2 separate regions of the Homo sapiens genome follow, and region 1 is linked to region 2. Evidence: read pairs that join two places in POLR2A ChIA-PET (ENCODE). Cell type or tissue: A673. All regions are shown on one strand.

Evidence for each region. Peaks named below come from ENCODE experiments on the same cell type or tissue, not always from the same donor. Only the 100,000 strongest peaks of a DNase experiment are listed, where the experiment ranks them.
Region 1: POLR2A ChIA-PET joins it to region 2 with 13 read pairs; 2 of 35 experiments call an interaction of 5 or more read pairs at or near these places.

What each region holds. Positions count from the first base shown.
Region 1 is chr12:104,871,694-104,874,193 of GRCh38, forward strand. The region is part of intron 6 of SLC41A2 (solute carrier family 41 member 2); the gene reads right to left. Among named protein-coding and RNA genes, the nearest start is that of SLC41A2, 85 kb to the right of the region's middle. In A673, no CTCF peak of the experiment used is centred here; no DNase peak of the experiment used is centred here.
Region 2 is chr12:104,139,962-104,142,461 of GRCh38, forward strand. LOC105369947 (a long non-coding RNA gene) reads left to right here and starts at 270. Exons shown (of 3, transcript XR_945286.2): 1 at 270-737. In A673, no CTCF peak of the experiment used is centred here; no DNase peak of the experiment used is centred here.

The DNA.
Region 1 (2,500 bases), 730 kb after region 2:
CAAAATCATTCTGAATAACTTCTAATCACGTTAATTGGAGTGCTTTCAAAAGGAATAAAGCATTTGGTGAAGTACTGTTTATTAAACATCTGTTTTGTATATGGCACTATAGGGTGCTACAAAGAAATAAAATAAGAACGCAGTTTTGTCCTTAAGAAGCTTATATCCTCATAAGAGAAGGTATAACATTTATAGAAAAAGCTATAATGACCAGCCACACATTAAACATGTCACAAGAGAAGTGTCAATTAAGTGTTATAGGAATTCAGAGGAGAAAAAAGATCACTTAAGACTAGGAAAATCTATAAATGTAGGCTTTAAAAATGAGAAGGATTTGGATTGGCCTTGATGGGAAGAAGAGGATGAACTGGGAGAGGGGAATGAGGAATGAATTGAGGGAGGGGAATAAGAAGGAAAAAAAAAACAGATGGTATATGAGATCAGTAAACAGCTGAGTTTGGCTGGAGTAAAAGGTATAGAACAGGAGAAGCAGGCAGAAGCTTAAGAAGGTAAGTTTCCAACTGACTCCGCGAGGCCTAAATACCAGGGTAAAAACTTTAACTTTGTCCATTAAGCAATAAAGAGTTACTCAGGATGACTACAAAAAATAAAGTCAATTGGAGTAAACAAAGCTTTAGGCTTGTTTGTTTCACTCTTTTTTGGAGGAGTGGAGAGGAAAAGGGGGAAAATTGCATATTTACTTCAGATAGCAGAAATCAGCAAATTTCAGCAGAAGCAAAAGAAAGGTAGCACACTTTAGCTGGGTGTGGTGGCTCACACCTGTAATCCCAGCAATTTGGGAGGCCGACACGGGTGGATCACTTGAGATCAGGAGTTCAAGACCAGCCTGGCCAAGATGGCAAAATCCCGTCTCTACTAAAATACAAAAATTAGCCAGGTGTGGTGGTAGGTGCCTGTAATCCCAGATACTTGGGAGGCTGAGGCAGAACTGCTTGAGCCTGGGAGGCGGAGGTTGCAGTGAGCCGAGATCACACCACTGCACTCCAGCCTGGGCGACAGTCGAGCAAGACTCTGTCTCCAAAAGAAAAAAAAGAAAAGTAGCACACATTGAATTCCATGGATGCAGAGAGCCTTAGTACATGTATGAAAGCTAACAGCACATGAGGGGGTATTCAGTCATTTCAGAATACTCAGAATTCTAAGTAGTTGAATAAGACTTTTTTCTTTTTTTGATACATACTTAAGGTGTACAACTTGGTGTTTTCATAGACATATTACAGTTACATGGTTAGATATATAGTTAAGTGGTTACTACAGTCCAGTGATTTAACATCCATCATCTCAGATATTTAACCTCTTTCCACTTTTTTGTGGTAATTACATCTAAAGTCTACTGTCTTGGCAAACTTCTAGTTATAACTATAGTCCTCATGTTGTACATTCATTGGATCTCTAGATTTTTTTCATCCTACATAACTGCAACTTTGTAGTCTTTGATCTACATCTCCCCATTTCCTGCCTCACCTCCACCCCTAACCCCCATCCCCCGTAACTACCATTCTACTCTTCGTTCCTATGTATCTGACATATTTTTAAAGATTCTCTATATAAAGTGAGATCATGCAGTATTTTTACTTCTGTGTCTGGCTTATTTCACTTGACATATAATGTCTTCCAGGTTCATTCATGTTGTTGCAAATGGCGGATTCTCCTTTTTTAAGACCGAACAATATTACATTGTATATATACTACAATTTTATTATTTACTCATCCATCAGGAACATTTAGGTTGTTTCCATATCTAGACAACCGTAAATAATGCTGCAATGGACATGGGAGTGCAAATATCTCTGTGAAGGGCTGATTTCATTTCCTTTGGATACATACCCAAAAGGGAGATTGCTGAGTCATGCAGTCATTCTATTTTTAATTTTTTGAGGAACCTCCATACTGTTTTCCATAAAACTGCACCAATTTACATTTCTACCAAGAGTGTACAAGGATTCCCCTTTCTCCACATCCTTGCCAACACTTGTTATCTTTCATCTTATTGGTAATAGCCATTATAACAGATGTGAAATGATATCTCATTTCAGTTTTGGTTTGCTTTTCTCTGATGATTAGTGACATTGAGTACCTTTTCATATACTTGTTCGTCATTTTTATGTGCTCTTGGGGGAAATGTCTACTCAGGTCCTTTGCCCAGTTTTAAATTGGGTTATGTGTTTTTTATTGAGTTATGTGAGCTCCTTATATATTTTGGATATTGACTCCTTATCAAACATATGGTTCACAAATATCTTCTCCCAATCCATAGGATGCCTTTTCCTTTTCACTTTGTGGATTGTTTCTTTTGCTGTGTAGAAACTTTTAAATTTGGCGTAGTCTCACTTATTTTTACTTTTGTTGCCTGAGTTTGTTTTTTTTTTTTTTTTTTGAGACAGAGTCTTGCTCAGTTGCCCAGGCTAGAGTGCAGTGGCGCAATCTTGGCTCACTGCAAGCTCTGCCTCCCGGGTTCACACCATTCTCCTGCCTCAGC
Region 2 (2,500 bases):
AAGCCAAGGCAGGCCGATCACCTGAGGTCAGGAATTCGAGACCAGCCTGACCAACATGGAGAAACCCCGTCTGTACTAAAAAATACAAAATTAGCCGGGCGTGGTGGCGCATGCCTGTAATCCCAGCTACTCGAGAGGCTGAGACAGGAGAATCACTTGAACCCAGGAGGCGGAGGTTGCGGTGAGCTGAGATCGCGCCATTGCACTCCAGCCTGGGCGACAAGAATGAAACTCTGTCTCAAAAAAGGAAAAAAAAAAAAAAAAAAGAATTGGGAGAAAGATGACTAATCCTTCTCCCAATTCTGGATGGTGAACCAAAAGATGCGAAGATGACTACTTTTCTGAGTTAATAGTTTATCATTTCAGTACTGTGGATCTAAACTATGTGCTTAATTCAAATTCCACTAAAAGGTAATATCAGCTCCTACATTCTGCAGGCATTGTACTAGGAGCCCAAGGGCTACAAAGGTGAATGAATCACTCTCCTTACCCTGAGGAGCCAGAACTCTAGGAGAAATGGAACCCGGTCCACATCCCCTCTGCAGTTGGATCCTAGGTCATCCTGCCTTAACAACCAACCTGTGTTCTCTGTTTCTTCTGTATCTATTTCAGGAAGCCCCCAATAAATGTTAACCACTTTTCTGATGACTTGGTGAAAGAGGAAGGCCAAGATCATAATTTAGTCTTGGAAAAAACACTGCAGCTAACCTAGTCTTTGCATTCAAAGTCAGAGACAGGTAATTGAGTGTCTTTATTTCGAGTCTGTACACCACAGCTGCCAGTTAGTTCATATCGCCATTTCTCTAGGCGTCATAATTAAGCAAACAATGAAACAGAATCCCTGGCCCCATGAAGACTTCACAGTTTTTACTTCATCACTTCAATGAGGTCTCGTAAAATTCCCATGAGGACAGGGTCTAGTAGAATATTGTCTCCACTTCCACCTTCCTGATTCTTCTCTTGCTCCACTCTTCTCAATCCATTCTATGCACTGAGGCCTAGAAGGATCTGGCTTCAGCTTCCCTCTCCCACCCGGCTTGTGGCTCTTCCTCAACCCTGACCTCACCACCTTCTAGACCCACTGGCCTATGCATTGCTCCTCACACACGCACCAGCCTTAAGATCCTCACTGGCTTCTTTTCATCACTGAGGTCTTGCCCCTTCAATGAGGGACTTCCCTGATCCCTTCTTCTTAAGTAGCCCCGCCCAGTTACTCTCTATCCTGTCATCCAGCTATATTATTCTATGTAAAAGTAAATATGATATTTGCTCCAATACCCTTAGCCTAACTGGATTATCTTGTTTATTTGTTGGCTATAAGTACATATATCTAAAATGGAAACAGGCCAGGCTCAGTGGCTTATGCCTGTAATCCAAGCATTTTGGGAGGCTGAGGAGGGTGGACTGCTTGAGCTCAGGAGTTTGAGACCCGCCTGGCCAACATGGTGAAACCCTGTCTCTACAAAAAGTACAAAAATTATCTGGGCATGGTGCTGCATGCTGGTAGTCCCAGCTACTCAGGAGGCTGAGATGGGAGAATCACTTGAACCCGGGAAGTGGACGCTGCAGTGAGCTGAGATTGCATCACTGCACTCCAGCCTGAGTGACAGAGCAAGACTCTGTCTCAAAAAAAAAAAAGGGAGAAAACACTTCTCATTGCCCATACTACTACCACCATGGTTCAAGTCACATCTCCTGAAAGGATTTGGATGTTCTAGCCAAATCTCATGTTGAAATGTAATCCCCGGTGTTGGAGGTGTGGCCTGGTGGGAGATAATTGGATCATGGGGGTAGCTTTCTCATGAATGGTTGAGCATCATCCCCTGGATGCTGTCCTCGAGATACTGAGTGAGTTCTCTTGGGATGTGGTGGTTTAAAAGTGTGTAGCACCTCCCCCTCTCCCTCTTGCTCCTGATTTTGCCTTGTGAAGTTCCTGCTCCCATTCTGCCTTCCACCATGATTGGAAGCTTCCTGAGGCCTCCCCAGAAGCAGATGCCAGCCTTATGGTTCCTATACAGCCTGGAGAACCGTGAGCCAATTAAACCTCTTTTTGTATAAATTACATAGTCTCAGGTATTTCTTTACAGGAATGCAACAACAACCTAATACATCTCTCATCAGGGTGACTGCAGTGACTTGTCTCCCCTCTTCCACTCTGGTACACAGCAGCCAAGATTTCAGATCCTCTGAAAATATAAGTCAAATCCTGTCACTCCACTGCTCAAAAATCCCCTATTAACTCCTCATTTCTCTCAAAGTAAAAGACAAAGACTTTCCAGTGGCCTTGTAAGACAGAGTGGCAAGTTCCTTCATTCCAAATTGAGCAACAAAAAGATACTGATTGTTCTTTGGTCATAGTGACAAGAAACAACCAGAATCTGTTTTAATCAATCAATAACAATCTCCTGATCAGTGACTTGCTTCTGAAAATTAGCCAATCAGCAACAGCCACACTCTAGTAATCCTTCTTCCACATCTAAAGTTCAACTCATCTCTAAAC